2 separate regions of the Homo sapiens genome follow, and region 1 is linked to region 2. A link is a contact called in ENCODE Hi-C or POLR2A ChIA-PET data. All regions are on one chromosome and are shown on one strand. The core of a region is the stretch at or near the end of the contact, and the rest is flanking DNA. Distances in the headings are between cores, read along the strand shown. Region 1 has its middle 61 kb from the start of LINC01267. Region 2 overlaps LOC105376958 (a long non-coding RNA gene).

Region 1 (4,654 bases), core at 290-2,789, 61 kb after region 2:
AAAGACACCACATGGGCTCACAGTGACCTGCCTCTAACTTCCACGGATGCTGACTGTATCCAACTCCGAGTTCACATCAATAGTGATCCTGTTTAGAGAGAAGCTGCTGAAAGCTGAGGATAAAGAACAGCTGCAGAGCTGTGACTCATCATTCAAGGTCTCAGAAACATTGCAAAGGCCATTGCAAAGAGGTGACAGCACTCTGTAAGAGCGCATGAGGTAAGGTGCATATAAAAGCACTTTATTAACTGTAAGGAATCCACATTCATTTGAGGAAAGGCTGTGAAGTTGTGTTATAGTAGAACACATGCCAGACTTGAACTCAGCGGCTTTCTAGTTCTGTTACCAGTAAGAATCACATGGAAAAAAGGCTGCAAGAGACCCTGCTCCAGAGCCTGGCTCACAACGAACCCTCTATGAATGATTGATTTCTCTCTCAACACTACTTTTAAAGCACCCCGGCAGTGTGGACACTGGAATGTGATATTTTCTTTGAAACCCTATGTACTTACAATAAAATTCCAATTTGTTACCCTGACTAAAAATCCTGTGTCTGACGCCCTGCCCCCCAGTCCCACTCATGCCCTGCCACACTCTCTGGGCTCACTCTACTCCTTCCCTTGAACACACCAAGCCCATTCCTACCCCAGGGACTTTGCACTCACCACTCCTCTTCCTGGAACACTCTTCCCTCATCTTTCCTTGACTGGCTGTTTATCCTCATTCATGTCTCAGCATGAATGTCACCTCCTAGATGGAAAATAGCCCCTGGTGCCTCCAACCACCTCACTCTACTTCAACTTTCTGCATTGTCCTTACTGCTTTCATACACTTTCATCCTCTGCTTGCTTATTTTCTGTCTCCACCACCAAAATTTAAGCTCCACAAGGGCAGAGATTTTTGTCTGTCTTGCTCACTACTGTAGTCCAAACGGCGGGTGTCTGACAGAGGGTGTTGATGAATGACCGCACTTTGTGAGAATGGAGAGGTCAGCACCTTCCACGCTTAGGAGCCCCTCTCAGCTTCATCCTTCCCCACTCCCCCGCTTTTTCTCTCCACGGATTGCCTCTCCTTTTGTCCACATTTCTCTCATATTCCACTAGATGACTTCCCACTCTTTTCCTTATCCCCTTGCTTGCTCTGCAGAGAGCTTTGAACATCTTGTTCTTTCTGTTCTCAAGGCTGGGATGACTTAACCTTCCCCCTGTCTCATCTTTCTGAATATCCGTCTGTTGGCTTGGATCCTCTTCTCTTTGACCCTGGGAGAAAAACATGAAGCCAGCATGGGAGTCAGGGGTGGGAGAGAGTTTAGATGACCAAGGAGCCACTGCCTCCAGAGGCAGGGAGTCCTCATTCCTGAGGCTGTGAGTGGAGGCTGAATGACCACGGCCTTCTCACAGTCCACCCCACCCTCTGGGGAGGCCTGCAGACTCTGCCGCTGCTGCAGACAAGCTTTTACTTCCCTTCTTCAAGCCACGCTTTTAAAAAATCTGCTATGTGAGCACTCCAATGAATTGGTTTGGCTTCTGCCGGCTGTTAGCTGGACTAAGGAATTTGAATGGCACTTTACAGCTTACAAGGCTCTTTCATCATTCATTAATTTGGCAAATGTTTACCTAGCATCTGCATGACAGGCATGCCTTTATTGTTTTATTGGGCTTCACTTTATGGCACTTCAAAGACATTGTGTTTTTTACAAATTGAAGGTTTCTGGCAACCCTGTGTTGAGCAAGTCTCTCGGCGCCATTGTTTTCAACAGTGCATGTGCACTTTGTGTCTCTGTGTCACGTCTTGGTAATTCTCAGAATATTTCAAACTTTTATCAGTATTATTATATCTGTTACGGTGATCTGTGATCAGTGATCTTTGATGTTACTATTGCAATCGTTTAGGGGCACCATGAACTGTGCCCATGTAAGACGTGAACTTAATCTATCAATATGTGTATTCTGCCTGTTCCACCAACCGGCTGTTCCTCCATCTCTCTCCCTCACCCCAGGCCTCCCTATTTCCTGAAACACAACAGTATTGAAGTTAGGCCAATGATGGCCTCTAAGTGTTCAAGTGAAAGAAGGAGCCATACATCTTTCACTTTAAACCAAACGCTAGAAATGATTAAGCTTAGTGAGGGAGGCACCTCGAAAGCCAAGACTGACTAAAAGTGAGTCCTTTTGTGCCAAATAGTTAGCCAATTGTGAATGCAAAGGAAAGTCTTTGAAAGAAATTAAAAGTGTTATTCTAGTGAATTCACAAACAATAAGACAGTGAAGCAGCCTTGTTGCTGATATGGAGTAAGTTTGAGTGGTCTGGACAGAAGATCAAACCAGCCGCAGCATTCCCTTAAGCCAAAGCCTAATCCAGAGCAAGGCCGTAACTCATCCATTCTTGTTTGTTTGTTTGTTTGTTTGTTGGTTTGTTTTGAGACACAGTCTCGCTCTGTTGCCCAGGCTGGAGTGCAGTGACACAATCTCAGCTCACCTCAACCTCCATCTCCCGGTTCAAGTGATTCTCCTGCCTCAGCCTCCCAAGTAGCTGGGACTATAGGCACGTGCCACCACGCCCAGCTAATTTTTGTATTTTTATTAGAGATGGGATTTCTCTATGTTGGCCAGGCTGGTCTTAAACTCCTGACTTCAAGTGATCCACCTGCCTCGGCCTCCCAAAGTGCTGGGATTACAGGTGTGAGCCACCACACCCGGCCCTTACTCATCAATTCTATGAAGGCTCAAGAGAGGAGAGAAAGCTGCAAAACAAAAGTTGGAAGCTAACAGAGGTTGATTTAGAGATTTAAGGAAAGAAGCCATTTCTGTAACATGAAAGTGCAAGGAAAAGCAGCAAGTGCTGATGTAGAAACTGCATCGAGTTGTCCAGATCTACTAGCTAAGAGCATTGATGAAGGTGGCAACACTAACAACAGGTTTTCAATATAGCTGAAACAGCCTTCACTGGAAGAATATGCCATCTAGGACTTACATAGCTGGAGAGGAGAAGTTAACGCCTGACTACAAAGCTTCAAAGGACAGGCTGACTCTCTTGTATAGGGGCTAGTGCAGCTGATGACTTTAAGTTGAAGCCAATGCTCATTGGCCATTTCCAAAACAGTAGGGCCCTGAAGAATGATGCTAAATCTACTCTGCCTGTGCTCTAGAAATGGAACAACAGAGCCTGGGTGGCAGCACATCTGTTTACAGCATGGCTTATTGAACACTTTAAGCCCATTGTTGACCTACTGCTCAGGAAAAAAATATTCCTTTCAAATATGACTGCCCATTAACAATAGACTTGGTCACCTGAGAGCTCCCACGGAGATGTGCAAGGACATGAATGCTGTTTTCATGCCTGCTAACACAACATCCATTCTGCAGCCCATGGATCAAGGAGTCATTTTGACTTTCTTATGATTGAAGAAACACATTTCATAATGAGAGGTGACAGTGTGCTGGCAGTCCTCACAGCCCTCGCTCACTCTCGGTGCCTCCTCTGCCTGGGCTCCCACTTTGGCGGCACTTGAGGAGCCCTTCAGCCTGCCGCTGCACTGTGGGAACCCCTTTCTGGAGCCGGCTCCCTTAGCTTGCGGGGAAGGTGTGGAGGGAGAGGCGCGGGTGGGAACCAGGGCTGCCCGCGGTGCTTGCGGGCCAGCACGAGTTCCGGGTGGGCGTGGGCTCGGCAGGCCCCGCACTCGGAGCGGCCGGCCGGCGGACCCCGCGGGCCCCGGGCAGTGAGGGGCTTAGCACCTGGGCCAGCAGCTTTTGTGCTCAATTTCTCGCGGGGCCTTAGCTGCCTCCCCGCGGGGCAGGGCTCGGGGGACCTGCAGCCCGCCATGCCTGAGCCTCCCCTCCCTGCCGTGTGCCCCTGCGCGGCCCAAGCCTCCCCGAGGAGTGCTGCGCCCTGCTCCACTGGCGCCCAGTCCCATCGACCACCCAAGTGCTGAGGAGTGCAGGCGCAGGGCGTGGGACTGGCAGGCAGCTCCACCTGCGGCCCCCGTGCGGGATCCACTGGGTGAAGCCAGCTGGGCTCCTGACTCTGGTGGGGACTGGGAGAACCTTTATGTCTAGCTAAGGGATTGTAAATACACCAATCAGCACCCTGTGTCTAGCTCAGGGTTTGTGAATGCACCAATCCACACTCTGTATCCAGCTACTCTGGTGGGGACTTGGATTGGAGAACCTTTATGTCTAGCTAAGGGATTGTAAATACACCAATCAGCACTCTGTATCTAGCTCAGGGTTTGTAAACACACCCATCAGCACCCTGTGTCTAGCTCAGGGTTTGTGAATGCACCAATCACACTCTGTCTCTAGCTACTCTGGTGGGGACTTGGAGAACCTTTATGTCTAGCTAAGGGATTGTAAATACACCAATGGGCACTCTGTATCTAGCTCAAGATTTGTAAACACACCAATCAGCACCCTGTGTCTAGCTCAGGGTTTGTGAATGCACCAGTTGACACTCTGTATCTAGCTACTTTGGTGCGGACTTGGAGAACCTTTGTGTCCACACTCTGTATCTAGCTAATCTAGTGGGGACGTGGAGAACCTTTGTGTCTAGCTCAGGGATTGTAAACGCACCAATCAGCACCCTGTCAAAACAGACCACTCTGGCTCTCTGTAAAATGGACCAATCAGCAGGATGTGGGTGGGGCCAGATAAGAGAA
Region 2 (4,576 bases), core at 1,711-4,210:
GAACCTGAAGAATATAATGCTCAATTATTGCTTGTTCCCTGCAAATTACACCCCTCTCCATGAAAGGAGAAATGAGGAAATAAAAGGTTTGGGAGCACAACTACATGGGAAATCTATCTATCCCAACCCATAGCCTCTAATAGACCCACATGTGTAGTACAAATTAAAGGAAAGAAATCTTATGGGCTTATGGATACGGGAACTGATGTGTCAGTAATATCTAAAGACAATTGCCCCCATCCTGGCCCTTGCAATTAACTTCTACATCCTTAGTGGGAGTAGGAACAGCTCAACGTGTTCAACAGAGTGCTGAGATTTTACCTCGTCTCAGTCCAGATGGACAGTCATGTACTTTTCAACTTTATGTTGCAAATATAGCCATCAATTTATGGGGTCGAGACTTACTTACAGCATGGGATGGGAGACTTACAAATGAAAACTTTGATAACTCAGAATTTAAAATGTAGAAGAACATGGGATATCAGAGTGGAAAAGGTTTGGGGAGGTTTCTACAATGAAATCCTAACCCGGTATCAGTAACTGGAAAAACAGATAGAAAAGGGCTAAGGTGTCAGGATTTCTGACAGGGGTCATTGATATTTCTCCTCCGCCCACTGCCTTACCATTAGAATGGCTCTTTCCACCTAATCAAACAGTCAAAACCTTGCAAATTTCTCTTTCTTTAATTACACAAATTGCATCTACGGGCAAGCATAGGTCAAAAATGCTTATGGGATATGATCCTGACAAAATTATTGTTCCTTTAGACTCCCAGCAACAAGCCGCAACTTGGGAAATGGTGACTGCCTGGCAAACTCTTTTGCAGATTTCGTGGGTGCTATAGATAACCACTACCCCTTAGACAAAATTTTACAATTTTATAAAATCCACTCTTTCATTCTTCTTGTGATTACTCATCACACGCCTATTCCAGGTGGACAGACTTATTTTACTGATGGCTCTTCCAAAGGTCATGCCACTATCTATGGACCTAAACACACTCAAACAATAATGACCCCTGGTGCTTTAGCTCAATGCTCAGAGCTAATTGTAGTCATTCAGGTTTTACAGCTTACAGCTTCAGATCCTGTCAACATTGTCTGTGATTCAGCTTATGTTGTAAATGTAGCCCATTGCATAAAAGCTTCTACAGTTAAAAGTACACTAGACCCAGAACTGCTTAATTTGTTTCACTTATTCTCATATGCTGCATGCTACATGCCAAACAGGTGAGACAGCTGTTCATGTACAGCTACACTGTCATCATTTGCTCATATGGGGCTACCTAAACAAAAACTGACAAGGGACCCACTTAATCTAGTCATGCTTTTCAAAATTTCTTACAGCTTTGGGCTATAACCCAAAAAACAGGAATTCCTTATAATCCTAGAGGACAAGGCATTATAGAACAGGCACATCAAATATTACAACGCATGCTGAAAAAACAAAAAAGGGGTATAGGAGGCCAACTACCACCTTAATCAAAACTACATTTAGCCTTATTTACTTTAAATTTTTTGACTGCTGGTATGGATGGTAAGACTCCAGCAGAAAGACATTGGCAAATGTTAGAGGAAAAGAGGAAAGTTTATCCAAAAGTGTTATGGAAAACGCCGGAAAAAGGAAAATGGAAAGGTCCAGTGGATTTACTGATGAGGGGAAGAAGGCATGCTTGTGTTTTTACAGGAGATGGACAAACCGTGTGGGTGCCCTCAAGGTGCGTGCGACTATGGAATGGGAGACTGGAGGAACACAGGGTGGCCAACCATGGGCCCAGTCCCTCTGATACAAGCCATGAGTCAGCTAAGCCTGAGTGCAAAGATGGAGAGAAGGCCAACCGGAGTCACGACACAGTTCTAATGTTACATTTGTAAAGAGTATCACCACTCAATTTACAGTTTGTGTTTTTAATCCTTATGTCTTTTTGGCAGCTAAGAAGGACCAGCTCTAGGTAAACAATACCCAATTGACCTATAAATCTTGCCAGTTATATCACTGCATTAATCATAGCACATTGCAAACATGTAATATCTCTACTTTGTTGATTTTAGGTCTCATCCCTGGGCTATGGATTCCCGTTAATCTGTCTGAGCCTTGGGCTGCCACACCTGCTTTGCATTTTGTAAAAACTTCTTCTAACTCAGCTAACTCATTGTGTCCATAGAGCCTTAGGCACGATAATTTTTGCTATTGTTTCCTTGATCACACCAATAACTTCTGTTGTGATATCTTCTGTAGCTTTGCATAGTTCTATTCAAACAGCTTAGTACATGGAGAACTGGACATGCACAGCCAGCCAAGCGTGGCTACTTCAGAATAAAATTAACACTGAGTTACAAACTGAAGTGGTAATGTTGAAATCCATGGTTCTATGGTTAGGGGAACAAGAACAAAGCTTGCAATTGCAGCAACAATTGTGTTGTCATTTTACTCACACTCATATTTGTGTAACCAACTTAGAATATAACCAAAGTAAGTATCCGTGGGACCTTGTGGAAGCCCATTTTCAGGGAGCTTTCACATCCAACATCACCTTTGATATTGGTGAATTACAAAACAAAATTCTTGATTTAAACAGGCAAACTCAAGAATTTGAGCCTTCTTTAGAAGACTGGACCGGATTCCAGCAAGGCCTGGAGAGCCTCAACCCTTGGAACTATCTAACACACCACAGTTACATCTTTTATGTGGTTCTTGGAATAATGTTGTTTTGTCTCTGTCTTCTGTTTATAGTCTGTAAAATCAGATGGACTGCCAATTGGAGAATGAGAGCTGCCCAGCCTGGCCTTATGTTCTTTCAATTAATTCATAAACAGAAAGGGGGATATGCAGGGAGCCGAAGGCCCGTAGGATTCGGCATTCCACTGGAGGCTATGTGATCAAACAGCAAACTGTTTATCATGAATGCAGAATGTGGGCAAACTCACAACTGCTCCTGCCGACAGAAGGTTTGCTGGAGGCAATCACTCCCTGGCACTGAGGTTATCTACTGCGACATCTAGAGCCTGTTGTTCGAGGAATGCAGTCTTGCAAGCCTACTCTGGACTGAGCAGCTGACCCCTTCTTCCACCCCCCTTCTCACTATCTCTTTTGCCTAATAAATATGGAGGGCTGTGTAAAGCTCAGGGCCCTTGTCTACTAGAAGCAAAGTGCCCCCTGACTCCTTCTTCCAAATACACTCTTTTGTCTCTTGTCTTTTATTCCCGCATTCACTCCCTTTGTTCGGTCCCCCTAGGTCTGTGTGGGTTACACAGTGGCACCCCGAATAGTGACAGAATCAGGTGTTCCACATTTTATGAACACCCTTCCCATCATTTGTCATTTGGTGAATTATTACTCATCCTTCAGATTTTAGCTTTCAAGCCATTTCCTTGGAGAGACTTCCCCCAAGCCCCCTCATATTGACCATTTCCCTCTATGATTCTCCTTCAAAGGACACTCTGCTTTTCCATTTTATGCTTATAGTAAGTTGCCTTCCTATATTTACTGGTGTGTTTATCTGATTAATATCTTTCTCCCAACTAAACTGCACAGAAATGTTGAGATGGGCCCTGAAGTTCTCCAAGGTAGATAGATGGTGGCAGTGAAGTTGTGATAAGGAGGGAGGGCAAGAGGGGACGTGGCCAGAAGCCCACAGGTCCCTGGCTGATGGAAACATGAGGTGTGAAGAGGGACAGCATTTTCAGAAACTTTGAGTGCCGTTTTCCCTCTTGACCCCACAACCCCCTCCACCTAGGTCCTCATTTCCTTGCTCCTCTTGATAATAAAAGTTTTCAAAAGAATCATTCATGCCCCTTGTCTCCTATTGCTCTCATCACAGTCACAAAATCAGGCTTTTGTACCCACTACACAACCAAAATATTTTGTCAAGGCCAGCTATGCGCCTCCAAGTGGCTGAATCCCAGGGACTACAGTCACTCCTCATTCTCTCTTGGCCCATCAGCGGCAGTAGACACAGCTGTGGGCCCCACCTTCCTGAAGCCTTCTCTTCCCCTTGCAGACCGCTCCTCTGCTTCTCCTCCCTCGCCAGCCACTCCTTCCCAGTCCCCTTTGCTGGTGTCTCCTGACTGCCTTGACCACTGAATGCTGGGGGCTCCCAGGTTCAGGCCTGGGTCTCCGCTTCTCTGACCACAATCACTCCCTTGGTGATGTTCATTCTGAGGCACACAGGTTTTAAATGCCTCCTGTAAGTCAACAGCTCCCAAATCAGTATTACTAGCTTAACCTCCTTCCTGGACGACTGACTCTATACTCAGCTGCCTGCCTGCAACCTCCCCTTAGAGATTGTAGATATGTCAAACTACACATGGCCCAAAGCAAGCTCCTGGCTCTCTTCTCACCCCACCCTGATCCTCCTGCTTTTTTCCCCATCCCAGTAAATGACAACTCTGTCTGTCCATGAGCTCAGGCCAAAACCTCTGTGTTGCCTTGACTCCTCCCCACGTCCAATTCATCACCATCGTCAGAGGTGGTCCTCCTGTGTCTGCCTTTGCCTTCTTGCCGCTCTTTCTCAACCGTGCAGCCTCAGCAACCTTTGGAAAGGAGAGTCAGGTCATGTCACTTCTTGGCTAAAAAG

What was found. A loop is a pair of places that touch in the nucleus more often than their neighbours do. ChIA-PET counts read pairs that join two places held with the same protein, here RNA polymerase II (POLR2A). Pooled maps may share reads with other maps.
Region 1: a loop to region 2 is called in a map of Caco-2, with 8 times the contacts of the local background. The contact joins two enhancer-like sites. A Hi-C loop is called at or near these places in 4 of 168 maps with a recorded cell type or tissue (Caco-2, IMR-90, cardiac septum and 1 more) and 1 of 50 pooled maps. POLR2A ChIA-PET finds 5 or more read pairs at or near these places in 2 of 52 experiments (AG04449 and T-cell).

What each region holds. Positions count from the first base shown.
Region 1 is chr3:14,289,617-14,294,270 of GRCh38, forward strand. No RefSeq gene overlaps it. Among named protein-coding and RNA genes, the nearest start is that of LINC01267, 61 kb to the right of the region's middle. RefSeq lists enhancers at 1,471-2,172, 2,173-2,873, 3,797-4,297. Within about 2 kb of position 1,540, at least 2 of the 41 ENCODE cell types and tissues checked have a DNase peak (open chromatin) inside an H3K27ac peak, as active enhancers do.
Region 2 is chr3:14,226,972-14,231,547 of GRCh38, forward strand. LOC105376958 (a long non-coding RNA gene) reads left to right here. Exons shown (of 2, transcript XR_940606.3): 2 at 2,734-3,178. Among named protein-coding and RNA genes, the nearest start is that of LSM3, 50 kb to the left of the region's middle. Within about 2 kb of position 2,961, at least 5 of the 41 ENCODE cell types and tissues checked have a DNase peak (open chromatin) inside an H3K27ac peak, as active enhancers do.